Regions from separate parts of the Mus musculus genome. Here region 1 is linked to region 2. Evidence: chromatin contacts called from ENCODE Hi-C or POLR2A ChIA-PET data. All regions are on one chromosome and are shown on one strand. The core of a region is the stretch at or near the end of the contact, and the rest is flanking DNA. Distances in the headings are between cores, read along the strand shown. Region 1 overlaps Msi2 (musashi RNA-binding protein 2). Region 2 overlaps Msi2 (musashi RNA-binding protein 2).

Region 1 (7,380 bases), core at 517-3,016, 44 kb before region 2:
GGGTTCCTGATGGATGGCCTCTCTGCTCATCTGTTTATCTTTTTTCCTTTGTATCCTGATAGGGCAATGGTAGAAAAGAGCCCGGCTGTCCGTCGTTGTCCATCCCACTTCCCTTTTCTTCCCCGAGGTTACCCGAAGTAGCCTTTTGCCGAAACCTGGCTGCACATTCTAGCCTTTTGGGAATGTGTAAAGAACTGTTGAGGGTGGGGTTGGGCATGGCCCTCTGGAACTAAGGTGGCAGTCAGGGCCGAGCATCTGCAGGACAGGATCACCAATGCAAGGCTCTATCAGTGCAGTGGATTAGGTAAAGCAGGGCTCATCAGGAGCTGATTGCCACGTACACCTAAAATATGGTAATGACGGTAATCAGGGCTAAGGGTTAAGGCCGCCATTTGTTCTTTTCATGAAATCAACTGGAGGGCTTGGGGGATGGGGTGCAGGGGTTTTTAGAACCTGCCAAGCAGCAAAGTTTTTATTCTGTCTCCAGAGGACCAGGCCAGGTTGTTGTTCTTATAGATAACTCCCAGATTACCAGAGGGAAGGGTCTGGAATTCCTCACTTGGGCTGTCTTTCCCAGGCCCAGTGGCATCTACTGAAGCAAGGCTTGTTGTAGTTGTGTATCTGAGAGTCTGTAATTCTTGCAGTGGGAGTGATGTGAATTTTTCCGGCACAGCTTCTCAGCCCATTGTTGGTGTTTCTTGAAGGTCGCTGTGGAGGACGAGGAGACCCACCACAGAGCTGGGCCAAAGAGCAGGCATGCACTTTGGATTGTGAGGCGGTTTGAAACTTAATTTCCATGTGGGAAACCATCTACCACCCTGGTGGTATCTACATAGTGTTTGGGAGAGAGAAAGGGATTCTTTGAGCTTACGGTGTTATTAGTACATCCTGATACCTGCGTATGGTCTAGATTTCAGCAAGGAGAGCTTCCGACATTATCCAGGTTGAACACCAAGATAGACACCGAGAGATCAGAGCAAAGAGGCGATGGGGGAGCTAGATCTCAGGGAGGCTGTTTATATATGCAGGCTCAGTCAGGAGGTGGATTTTCTCTTAACTTTATTGTTAGAGGAAGCAAAAAAAAAGGCAGTTAATCATCAATCAATTTCTTTCTCTGCCCCTCCCCCATGTGTGTGCATGCTCAGTTGTAATTTCACAATAGCAGGTAGTCTCCACTTATATTTTTTAGGCTAGGGTCTTACACCCATTTGATAGAAGGGAAAGTGAACTTCAGAGTTATTAGGGAACTTCATTCATTCTTGTTATATACTATACAGAGGTGTGCTAGAAAGGCAGGCATGGGTAGACTGACCTATGATAGTTTAAACTTGTTCTTACGGTTGCAAAATCACTCTAGGTCTATGCTACCACGCTGGATATAGTTAGAAGGATTTCTCTTTGGATGGGCACAGAGGGATCCATGAGCTCAGGTTCTAGGAGGGGTTTATAGCAGTCTGCCATCTTGTCTGACTTCTTTTCTCCCACTCTTCCCAGTGGCTTATGAAGAACTGCCTTTGGCTGCCTGGCCGGGTCTCTCAGGAGGGGCCTCTTGCAGCTTCCTCACTGGCTCACCACAGTAAAGGGTGTAGCCCTTGTCTGATGTAGTCTAAAGGCACAGTTCCAAAGACGATGGGTTTTAATTACAGAAATGTATTGGTCATTGTTGGAACACAGGAGGAAGTTCAGGTGCTTTCATCCCAGTGAGTCCGACTCATGGAACAGTGTTGGGAGTATGGGGGCGGGGGAGTTCCCGAGGATGGAGCAGCTGTCTGTGGGTACTAAGCAGCTTGGATGCCTGTGGTAGGGATGAGGAGCAGCCAGCCTCCTCGCTCAGCATCGGTTGATGTGTGGATCACGCTCTTTAATTTCCTGTGCTTCTTCAAAGCAATACTCATCTCCCTGCCTTTTCTGTTACGGCCCGCAGCCCAGTCTGATTCAATGCCACTGTCTAGGATATTACTCTCTGATATGATCTGTGGACAGGTCACCCCTGCAGCTGCCGCTTTCCCCCGGGGGTAAGAGGAAGTAGTATTTTTTAAATTGAGTCTGGGAGGGAGCCTTGCAGAGGGTTTCTGGGAGTGAGGGTGGGGTGGCGACAGCCCAGGAAAGCATCCCGTCACTGCGTTATGAGGTCGCTTCCTCTTGTTACTGAGCTACTGTTGTTTTAATCAGAGGTAATGTTGTAACCTGACCGTGTTGTATAATTGTGTGTAAATTATATCCCAACCCCATATAGATGAAGGCTATTTTTCCCCCCTTCCAATTTTAAAGCTATTTAGACAGAATGCCAAACTGTAGCTTGAACCCTAGCGCTTTCTGGCAGGTCTTTCTAGACAGGAAGGGAGAGAGAGCACAGAAACGTTGGTGGTTGTTTTTGTAATTAGTTCCCCCTGAAGTTAAATTAACTTCTGAAATAGGCAACATAAAATATTGTTACTTAGACTTTCCCCTCTGGGTGCGGAACTGTGGGTGTGACTTGAGGCACTAAATGAGGACAAAACAGAAGGGAGCACAGAGAGAGCACTTCCTTGGGTGGTTGGGGAGCACGCAGAGCACTTCCTTGGGTGCTTGGGTTGATTCTAACCTGTTAACAACTCAGCAGTTTAAAGTATATTCACAGAAAAATGTGCCTACCCACCACCTACCTCCACAATCAACGTCACAGAATTTTCAGAGTGAAATCCTGAACTCTCTTTTGCCACCACTGGCTTTTCTGACTTCCCTTTCCCCAGTCTGCCTTATGTCCCTCTCAAGATCCCCGTTACAGACGCTCATGCATGCAGTCTCACGTTTGTGGTCTGTGACAACGACTGTCCTTTACTTAGTATGAGGATTCAGGGCTCTTGTGGGCCTCCCCTGTCACTGCTCTGTTCTTCTTCCTGCCAAATGCCATGCTGTCCTTTTGTTCACTCGTCCATTGGCCAACATTTGGGCCTTTGCTTTGTGGCCTCCACCAATACGTGTGTGAAAGTTTTTGGCTGGAAGGGTGCTCTAGACTCTTGAGTATGGTCCTAAGATTGGAGTTACTGGGAAGGTAGCTAGCCTGTTCCGTAAGATAGCAGAATCAGCAGAAACTACCTTGTCATTTTTGCATCTTAAGTTTTAAAATTAGAAGGGCCAGGAGTCAGACTTGTTTCTTACGGTACCCTCAGGGGGAAAAATTAGTCAACATCACAAATGAAGGGCCAGAGACTTCTGTGAACGGAGGGGGAGGGGCTCTGACTCCACATTGGCACTGCGTGCCCAGTGTCCTGAGCTGGAAAGAGAGGCTGAGACCTGTTGTTGAACAGCATGAGGCCCTTCTAAGGTACCTTGTGGGAAGGGCAGAGACCAGACCAGGCCCACAGAGAGCTCTATGCTTGGAAAAGCCCCCCCCCCAAAGGCTTTCCTTTGAGCACAAGAACCTTTCTCGTGTGTGGTAGCAGTCTTCCCAGTTGCAGACGCTGGCCCTTCTTTCTCATGTGCCTTCTCCAGGATCTGACCTCCCTACTCAGAGCCTGGGTCGCCTTCCTTATCGTCCTTGGTTCTGCCCTTCCTGTACCACCCTGCCATCGGGCACCTTTGATAGATGCTGTCTGTGGGTTTACCCCGTTTTCCTTTGGAGATGGCACCCTGCTTTCCTTTAGATGGTCACACAAATGGGAGTATTGGTGGAAAGCGTCCAGGCAGATTCTGGGTCTGTTATTACCCAGAAAATATGAGCATGAGGAAGGAGTACCCCAGACCTTTCCTGAGTAGACCTTTGTTATAGGGCATACAGGTAGGTGTGTGTGTGTGTGTGTGTGTGTGTGTGTGTGTGTGTGTGTGTGTGTGTACAGACTATATAGGTAGTTTAAACAACAGAAATGCATTCTCTCACAGTATAGAAGTTTGATCTTTGGTGTAGGAAAAATAGCTCATCCATTAAGGGCTTTGGCTGTTATATCAGAGGACCCAAGTTCAAATCTAGCATCCACGTGGCAGCTCACACCTGTTTGTAACTCTGGCTCCAGGGGAACCTGGCAACCTCACCCTGACATACATGCAGGCAAAACACCAATACATATTAAATAAAAATAAAAAATCACAAAAAAGAAAAGAAGTCTGATCTTTGGGTGGCATCCCAGCGGCGTCTCTCCAGGCTTCTGGTACCCGCTGGCATGACTCTTCCCTTTCCCCTTCTTCATACAGCTACATGTTTCCCGTTTCCCCTTCATATTCAGGGTAGCAGTCACTGCCCTGAGAAAGCCCACTCACGTCCAAGATTCTAGCACGGCAGGAGCTTTATGGTGACAATTGGAGATACCTTCTTTCTAAGTAAAGTCAAGCTCTGAGGCCCTGGGTAGACGTGAATTTTGGAGGGACCTGTTTTGACCACCAGTCTGTTTTCTGCCCAGACCCTAGAAATATTGATGGTGGTGGCGATGACAAGTAATATTTTGGTGTGGTGAACATAATGAAAGGTGGAAAAATTCCAGGGAGCTGGGAATGGTAGTGATGGGTACCTCTAATCCCAGCACACATGAGGCAGAGGCAGATAGATCTCTAGAGTCAGCCAGATCTACATAAGTGAGTTCCAGGCCAGCCAAGGTTACATAGTGAGACATTGTCTTAAACCCCTACCACCCACCCATACCCCAACAAAATTGCAATGGGGTATGGGTGTTCCTTGGAGGAACACCTTGGGGAATGGGCCTGGAGGCCTAAGTGGTGGTCTTGGGATTGTCCCATGTCTTCCATTCACGTGTTGTTAGTATAAAGCCTGAGTCAAATTCTCAAATGCAGAGGGAACTCTGCCATGGACTCTCGGTGGAGTATTCCATCCTTGACTTTGGACTCAGTAAGCACTACATTCTCCTTTATCACTTGGGCTAATGGATGGGAGTCTGTCTGTGCCCTTTTGAAGGAGTCCTCCATAGTGCACACCTTGCCTTTGAGTTGAAGATGATTCTTTTTGCTGGGGCTTGATTTTTCTATACACGTGATGGGGATGATGAACTGGATCCCATAACGAGCTAGCATTCAAACCATCCTGAGCTTTCTCTATCATAGAGTTCCCCAGGGTGAGAGGACACGGGGGAGAGCAGCCTAGGCTTTTGGAGGTGCAAATAGTTCATATTTTCTACCTAGGGGACTTGGAACTCTTTTCCAGAACAAACATATAATAGCAAGAGAGTTGATTTGAATTCTCGGCCTGAACCTGCTGAGGGACCCACTTCCTGCCTTCTCATGTGCTTGGTTTAAGACATATTTGGACTTTTAGCTTTGGTGATCACTAGTATCTTTGGGCCAATAGTATTAGAGCTAACTTCCCCCTTCGTGTGTTCTTAAAGTGTTCTTTCCCCTAACCTCCCATCGCACATATAACACCCTATTGGAATTATCTCCCTTTGCAGTAATCATGCATGATGACTGATGCCTGTGGTCCCCACAGTTGGGAAGGCTCTGAGGCAGGAGAATTGCTACAAGTTCAAGCCTGGACTACAGAATAAGACCCACAAGTGGGCCCTCACTCTGAGTGATCATTTCAGATGGAAGCACATTGTTTTAAAAGAGGAGTTTTAAAAACTTACCAAAATCAAAACCAAAATCCACCCCAGCCCAGCACACACCAGCTCTCTAGCTAGAGGCAGGAAGGGGGGGGGGGTGTGTGTGCAGCTGTAGTTAGCAGCTGGCTCAGGCCACGTGTAAACAGCAATTTTCAGGACTGGCATGCATGCTGGGGCTTTTGTAGCACCAAGGGGTGTGTGGAGAGCTTTGGTGTTTAGTTAAATTATGGGTCTAGATGCAAAACTTCACAGCAGGGCTTTGAGAGCCTGACCATATCCTGCGTTCCTGTGTGCACACAAGCGCGTGCTCTCTCTTTCTCTCTCTGTCTGTCTGTCTGCCTCTCTCTCTCTCTCTCTCTCTCTCTCTCTCTCTCTCTCACACACACACACACACACACACACACATACACACACACACATACACACACACACACATGTTCCCAGAGCGACACCCTAAACCTTGTATTCCTTGTCATCCTGGGGGGTACAGGGCTCTTGAATAGGTCCCTAGGGTCCCCCACACTGTGAAGCACTTCAACATAAAAGTTCCCTGCAGTTCTCCAACGAAACCCCCAACTGAAGGAAGTCTAAGATTAACTCCCCGGAGATTTGGGGCCTTGAGTTCTCAGTGACTTTTTCATCTCAGTGCACTGTGGGAGCCAACTGCAGCCCCTCATCATCTTGCTGTGTAGTCGCCAGTGTTCGAGGCCCCGTGTGTGGAGACTGCTGATGTCCAAGGCTTCAGGGAGGTGACACAGGTGGCTCAGTCACTGGTTTGAAGGATTCCTCAGATGAGCATAGAGCCGAGACGAATGCATACCAGTGCGTTTCTGTTCACCTTTCCAAGGTCAGAAGAAGGTTAAAGTGCAGCAGGCTACTGGATAGTTTTGAAGAACTAGAAGCCCAGACCCAAGGATAGACTAGACCTACCCTAAGCATACGCCAGCATGCTTTGTTACACATGAGCACACACGAGTAATACAAACCTACACACAGACATTGCACCCACCGTGCTTATGTGGAATGTGAAGACTTCTGTTTAATTCTTCGGGGAACCTGAGACCAACATTCCAGCCCTCTCTGCTTCCTGCCCTCCTCAGTAGCCATGGAAATGGAAGAGAGAGAGAGAGAGAGAGAGAGAGAGACAGAGACAGAGACAGAGACAGAGACAGAGACAGACTATGATTGCAGGTCCTCTGTCTCCCTCGTCCCTCACCAGAATGCAAATCACAGAGCCAGTCTACAGTCCATTTGGTGGTAATGGTGTGAAGATTCCTGGAGCAGATCACCCCATTGTCCACCCGCCCGCTGCAGAGGCACTGATGGGAGAGGTCACCATGTACAGGCCAGTGTCCCCTGACTGTGCTTCCCTCTCCTAAAGCACATTTCCCCTCTGGCCTTTTCATGCTGGAAGTTTCTAATGAAACTAGTTTCTTTTTTAGTGTTTGCTAAGGAGAGAGAGAGAGAGAGAGAGAGAGAGAGAGAGAGAGAGAGAGAGAGAGAGAGAGAGAGAGAGAGAGAGAGAGAGAGAGAGGGAGAGAGAGAGAGAGAGAGAGAGAGAGAGAGAGAGAGAGAGAGAGAGAGAGAGAGAGAGAGAGAGAGAGAGCGCCTTGCTTATCTAGGCCGGATCCTACAGAGGATGTTTTAGTAACTCAGATGTTTTGCTGCATTGTCCGGGGCCTGGATTTTCTCATCCTTTCAAAACGGGAATGGTTTTAAAGGCTTTTGGGGGAGACTGGGTAAGATTTATAGCTGGCTGCCTGTCTCTGTGCTTCGGGCTCTGTCTTGGCATGCTCACAGCTGCCAGGCAACGGTGGAAGGGCTATGAAGAGATCTTTTCATGTAACCAGTT
Region 2 (6,728 bases), core at 29-2,528:
CCTTCCTTCCTTCCTTCCTCCCTCCCTCCCTCCCTCCCTCCCTCCCTCCCTCCCTCCCTTCCTTCCTTCCTTCCTTCCTTCCTTTCCTCTCTCTCTCTCTCTCTCTCTCTCTCTCTCTCTCTCTCTCTCTCTCTCTCTCTCTCTAAATCATATTGTAAGTTATCTTTTTAAGACGCTTCCAGTCCCTTTGGGACAAAGTGAGGCAAAAATAAATAAATGAAGGCCCTTGGTTTTCCTTGCATGTCACCCTCACAGATGACTCTGAGCCAGACCTCTTGGGTGCCAGTAGACTGAAACTCACAGTTGCTCTCTGGGAGGAGCTGATGGGAGGAGACTGCTATTCCTGGGGATCTCAGCATGGCAGTGGGGTGGCCTGGGTGTTAAATCAAGGACATATGTGAAGGTCTGGGGAGAGAAAGAAAAGTTGGTTTTCATGGGTGAGCACCTAGCTGAGTCTAATGTGCACAGAAGCCCTTCCTCAAAGCTCTGTCCTTGGCGCTTTCTTTTCTTCCACACGAGACAGGGCTGCATTTTTCTGGCCAGAGGTATGAGGAAAGAAAAGAGGAGGACTTTGTGTTCTTGTGTTACAAGTGGATCAAACAATTCCCGATGGGGCCCTACCAGAAAGTTCACATCCTGTTTCTAGTAGCTGGCTGGCCGTAAAGCATTTCCGCCTTGGTTTTACAGTGTTGAGATTGAATCCAGGCCTTTGGGTCTTCTAGGTGAATGATCTACCACTGAGCTGCAGTCCCTTTCCAGTCTGCTTTATGAGATGGGGTTGTCAGGGCTGTCCTTAAACAAGCTCTGTAGTCCAGACAGCCTTGCCTCAGTCTCTTGAGTAGCCGATTTCTGAGTCTGTATCACTAGGACCTGACTTAATACATGTTCACCCTGCTGTGGAAAGGAAGGTCTGGCCTTTACAGGGCCTAATCTAGAGGGGAAAACTGACAGACCAGCACTACACAGATATGAATCCACTTGTAATTACAGATTGCCGTAGGTGCTGTGGACAGAAAGCACAGGGGCCTCTCTGGGGGAGGCTCGTCCTCTGTAGTCTCTGCCTTCCGTACATTTTCCCAAGTCATGGGTTGGAACCAGTCCCCTGTCCCCTGAGACAAGCCAGGCATCCCTCTGCATAGTGAAAGGGACAAGGAAAAGGAAGGTAGTGAGGACCATAAATTTTCAGTTCCCCACTGGGCCACCTGTCCCAAACAGCAGGGGTCCCATAAGCAACCCTCTGGGGATTCAGTAACGGGTGCCTGCCATTTCTCAGAAGGAGCTGGCCACAGAGATAAGACCACATTGACAAGGGGGGCATAAATTGTTACCTGTGCCCTTGGGGTACCCCCCTTCCTCCATACCCCCTCCTTCCCAAGCTGTGGGGTTGGATTTAGCAACAGGCTTTTGGTTGGCGGGATGGAGAGAGAGCTGACTTTCTGGTGGCTGGGTATAATCACTGAGATGCAGAGTGCTGATAGCGGGAATCAATTTAATTTCTGTTGCTCGGTGACGAAGAGAGGGGGAGGGGCAGGAAGGTCAGGGCTATTTTGAAAGCCACTGTTCAGTTAAGGAAACGGAATATTCCCTCTAAGAAATTTTCAAAATTATGATCTTTCCTGGGTAGAAAAGTTGGAAGTGGGTTGAGGTTGAGGGCTTTCGTCAGAAGAGCAGGGAGGATAGCTGGAACAGGGGGCATAGCCTGGAACACCCCCACACTGTGTTAGGAGGAAACCAGGGCCCTGAGCACGAAGCTCACTGGTCAAGAGGGAGTTAATTGCCTTTTGTATCTGTCCCAGGTCTCAGTGAAGATGTGGACACCTTCCTTAAGTGTCTGATTCCTGAGATGTGTAGAGGTATTTGTTCGGGCTTTGTGCTTTGTGGGGTCTCTCAGGTGGATGGAAAGCTGAGTGGGACTTGGTGGGTCTGGGTGAAGATTAGTTTTCCCTGAGACTGTGACATTTCTGTGGGATTGCCTGACTGGGGGGCATTGCAGAATCACCTTTTTGGCTGATGATAGAAACTGGATTTTTCTCTCTTTCTCCTTCTCCTCCTCCTCCTCCTCCTCCTCTCTCTCTTGATGGGGGGAAGGAGTTTTGAAGGCAGGCCAATCCCAGCCTTATCTGGAAGTAACGTTCGCTATCATGGGCAAGATGGATGTTGAAGATTTTTCTGAGGTGCAGGACAGGATCTTTGGCTTGAAGGGACTTGCAGACCAGAGGATTTAGGGTCATTTCCTGGCCAGTCATTAAGTTCTGTGATAGCCCCATGTCTATACAAGAACCAGAGCGAGGAGTTGCAATGATAAAGAACTAGAGACTTATAACCCAGTGTGGAAAGGGTCTGCCCGAATTCAAATGCTGCTTACAAGGTATCAATGGACGAAGAAAGCTTGCGCCTCTCTCCCGCCCGCAGTCTGGAAGTACTTTATAATCTTGTGCCTGGGATATTTGAGTTATGGGCCGAGCAGTTCAGAATCAGCAAGGCTTCCTGGCTGAGGCATTATGGACTGGACAAGTGATCCTTAATGCTGATCTCCTCAAAATCAGGGCGTTATTTTGACCTTGAATTACTGTTGACCATTTTTGACCCGGAAGGCATCATAGCCATTTTGAGATGTGGCTACCGGATGGGGAGGCAGGGCATTCAGAGATGAGCCAGACGGGCGATGACAGTCATCTGTGTGCAAACAATGGGTTAAAGGAACAAAGAAAGGGTCACCCTTCTAGGCCCAGCTTGGGATGGAAAGCCACAGACCTCGCCCCACCCCCCTTATTTAATAAATGTTTTGAGACAGGGTCTCATGTAGCCTCTAGTCTGGCCTAAAATTTACTATGTATCTGAAAATGGCCTTAAATGGGACCCTCTTGTCTCTGCCTCCCAAATGCTGGGATTACAGGTACCAAGTGCGCTGCCAGACTGGGCTTCGTTTCTTCTTCAACACTACAGTGTTTGCTATCTCATGATTAAAGACTTCTATGACCCTTGTATCTGTCAACTCAACATCGGCCAGCTATTCCTTATCAGCTAGGCCTACCCTGGGTTTGATCAGCACCTTTGGTCTGGCTGAGTCAGAGCTAAGCTTTCAGTCTAGCATGTAGCTAAAAGAGGCCAAGAGAAGGTAGGAGACCTACACGACTGCCAAAGGGCAGAGAGGCCTCTTTGCCCTGGAGCTTGTCTTCTAAAAAGTGAGCATGCCTGTTTATAATTTGTCAGACTTCTCCAGTTCTTAAGTGAGCAGCAGCCTCTGCAGGCTCACATAACCGGAAACTGAGGCCAGTGTCTGCTCACTGCTGTGCCCCATGGCTGTGTCCACATGTGATCCTGAGTGAGAAGGGTGGGCAGACAGGTTTTGTTCTGGGTCTCTCGTTATCCTGGAGAGCCTCGCTACACTGTCTGTGCCTGGTGAGTTGACACCTGAAATACAGAGCCGAAGAGACATTTTAGGGACCGGACCTGAGGAGACAGAAGCCCAGAAGGCAAAAGGCTCAAAAACTGGCCTCCAGTCTTTTTCCTGAGGCTAAGAGACGGAGCTCTGGGATCTCTTTCCTGTCAACACTGCCCCCTGCTGCTGCCCCATCACAGCAGGCACCTGGCCACACTGGAGAGAATGTTTTCAGGCTGAGCAGCGCGGCCTTCTGTGGGAGGCAGTGACGCTGGTAACCCATGGATGTGAGCACAGCCTTTATGTTTTGTTTCCATTGACGGGGATGGGTTTTCAGAACCACCCACTCCCTCGCCTGGGCTGATGACTTGCAGGGACAAGATGGCTGAGCAGGGAGATGCAGGGAGTATGCTCCTCCCTCCAAGGCCAATTTGGTGTTAATTTTTGGCCCTAAGTGGCAGTGGCCTGAGTCTGAACATCCCAGTTTGCCTCTCTAGGAGTGAGAAATGGAGTGTGTTCTGTATGCTGCTGTGCATCTTGCAGTCTGAGATCTGCTGGCTTGGGCTGCAGAGATGATGAGGCCAGGGTGTTTGTTTTGTTTTGTTTTAATTAATTAAATTTTATTTTATATGCATTGTTGTGAGGGTATCAGATCCCCTGGAACTGGAGTTACAGACAGTTGTGAGCTGCCATGTAGGTACTGGGAATTGAACTTCCAGTCCTCTGGAAGAGTGCTCTTAACCAATGAGCCATCACTCTGGCCCGTGCTCCCCCCGCCCCCGGGCCAGGGATTTTTAGAGAACTAAACACTAAAGTACCAGTACAGAGAAAGGCTTCTGCCGTGACTAAGAACAGCATTTGAACCTCGGCTTTAGAGCTTTACAGTTGTTTGGACCTCTGAACTCTTGGAGCCTACTTGAGGAGAAGGAGACCCTGGGGAGAACAAGCTCTTCTGTGATAAGTGTGCCGCTTTCCCTTCTCTCAGCCTGCCTGCCTTCCTACCTCCCTGCTGTCATGGTGGTTAATTGGGACATAAGGAGTACCCAGCCTGTGGCCTGGCACACAGTGGGTATACAGGCAGCAGTAATAGTCACGGTGTTTTTCACCACTTTCTTGGCAAATACCTTACATGCAGGGGTTTCTTTTGTTGTAATTTCACTCTGGTCGCTTCAGGAGGAGACCCTCTTCCTCCAGCGCTTCCTCTTGTCCATGCCTTCAGGCATAAAAGTTGGGTTCCACTTTACATTATGGTCTTATACATCAGTACAGCCGATTTTGATAAACCCTCAAAGGATGTTGACCTTCTTGGTTTTCAGGCATGAGTGGCTTCACTCCCTTAAGGAGGAATTGCCGTGAAATGTAACCGCTTGAAGGGGATGGTGCATGCGCGTTTGCTTTTCATAAGTAGCATGGCGTTCACTGGCTTCCATACTGACTAGTCAGCCAGCCTCGCCACCTATCCTCCTGAGAAGGAATGGATGTTTTGTTCAGTGTGTCCCCTCTCCTGGGAAACAGCTACAACCCTGCATTCTATTGTCCAAGATGAGGTGGGTGAAGTCTGAGGGAGGATGTTGAAGAGACCCTGGAAAGGCCCCTCAGGGTGGAGTGGAAATGAGGAAGGCACTGGCCTGTGGCCATGTAGTCCTTCCTTTCTTCCTGATCTTCCTGACAGGTGTGTAGAATGGCATCTCCTGCTGGCATTTCTGGGGGCCTTAGGATATCTCTGGCAGACAGGGCTGGAAATTTGATGCTGTGAGACAGGAGGAGAGGACCTGAGAATGCTTATTTAAAAAACAAAACAAAACAAAAAACCCTGCCCTAATCCAAACCCAAGGGCTGAGGAAAGGCTACTAGCTGTGATGTACACTCTTTCAGGCCAGCCTGGAAGGTGTTAGGAGTCACCTGGATAACTCTTAGACAGCCTTGGGGGGAAACATGAAGGTTCGGGTACTTTGGGTCTTGCTCCTTGTTAGAAAGTTAGAAGGTTCAAAGCTGGGGCTTGAGGGAGTGGGTTGGAAGGGGCTTGTGGCTTTGTGTGAGTTTTTTCTGGCCTCAGCTGTACTGTAGGTAAGGAGGGAGCACATGTGGAGCCCCTTGGGTGTCTCAGCCTCCTGCTTCTCCTGGCCCTTTTTTTTCTCTCCACCCACTCCCTGGTTTGGCAGAGGCTTGCAGAGAGCTCCACAGGGGCCATGTGTTCTGGGGCAGCAGCTGTCGGTGCTGACTAATGAGACTTCCTGGTGGCTTCAGTGGCACACGTGGCTGCAGCAGGAACTGCTGCTTCTCATGTGCCAGCCTGTGCTCCAGCTACTCAAGAGGGGTTCCGGATGCTGCTGCTGCTGCTGCTGCTGCTGCTGCTGCTGCTGCTGCTGCTGCTGCTGCTGCTAAGTCCTGGTCAGAGGCTACTAGTAGGGAAAGCTCACAGGACATCTCTGTGCAGCTGGGAGTGTTCGGTCCCTGGGAAGGATACCTAAAGACAATGGAAAAGTTGGCCTATCTGAACTAGCCAGTTCTACCCCTGTAAGGCAGGCCTGCCACAGCTTCAGGCTTCCTGAGGCTGCAGGCTAGACACAATTACTCTGTAGCCATGTGTCCTTGGTAAAATGTGCCCCCTCTGTGAACTCCACTTTCCTCAGAGGTAGATGAGATAACTGTCCTTCCTACCACACAGGGCTTGTTGAAAGGGCCCGATGAGGCCCTGGAGTGGTATATCTGGCCCTGATTCACCTCATCTGTGGGGCAGGAAGCCCTTCCTTCACCCTAGTGCTGAGTCTTCAAAACAAAAGGCAGGTGGGGTTCTTGGTCCAATAGCCAGTGTCTGGGCCTGTTAGGGAGAGCCTCTGATGGCTGTTTTCTCCAGGATGCAGTGTCCCAGAAAGGTTTATCAGCTAAACCTGCCTGGCTCCAGAGAAGCCAACACAGACTTCCTGGTAAACAGCCCCTGGTCACAAATGCCTTTGTGCAAGTTTTTGAAGAAGATCCCCAAAGCCTGTTTCGGGTCACCAGACCACGTGTGTGTCTGGAGATGAACTGTGTGAGGGGAGATGCTTGCTCCTGAAATGAGACATTTTGTTCAGTACCTAGGAGCCTTTCATGTGACATTGAAATCAGGTGCTGAGCCACCCAGATGCCAGAGGGTTTGAAGTTGAAAGTTGACTCTGCCCCCTGTGGCGACAAGGCTCTGTCAGCCTGAATTCCAATTTTCTGAGGGTTTTGTCTACTGCCAACTCAGCTGTGCTTGCTTTCTCAGCACCTTTGGGTCTGTTTCTGTTGTGTTGTCGGGTTTTGTTTTTGTTTGCGTGTGTTTTGGTAGTTAGGGGAGGGATGGGCTACTGACAGGGCAAGGGGG

What was found. A loop is a pair of places that touch in the nucleus more often than their neighbours do. ChIA-PET counts read pairs that join two places held with the same protein, here RNA polymerase II (POLR2A).
Region 1: a loop to region 2 is called in a map of heart, with 6 times the contacts of the local background. The contact joins two enhancer-like sites. A Hi-C loop is called at or near these places in 7 of 37 maps with a recorded cell type or tissue (CH12.LX, T-helper 17 cell, heart and 2 more). POLR2A ChIA-PET finds 5 or more read pairs at or near these places in 4 of 5 experiments (Patski and embryonic stem cell).

The regions. Positions count from the first base shown.
Region 1 is chr11:88,594,118-88,601,497 of GRCm38, reverse strand. All of the region lies in intron 5 of Msi2 (musashi RNA-binding protein 2), which reads left to right. Among named protein-coding and RNA genes, the nearest start is that of 0610039H22Rik, 21 kb to the left of the region's middle. Within about 2 kb of position 1,766, at least 3 of the 3 ENCODE cell types and tissues checked have a DNase peak (open chromatin) inside an H3K27ac peak, as active enhancers do; they include heart, where a contact is called at or near this core.
Region 2 is chr11:88,550,072-88,556,799 of GRCm38, reverse strand. All of the region lies in intron 6 of Msi2 (musashi RNA-binding protein 2), which reads left to right. Among named protein-coding and RNA genes, the nearest start is that of 0610039H22Rik, 66 kb to the left of the region's middle. Within about 2 kb of position 1,278, at least 2 of the 3 ENCODE cell types and tissues checked have a DNase peak (open chromatin) inside an H3K27ac peak, as active enhancers do; they include heart, where a contact is called at or near this core.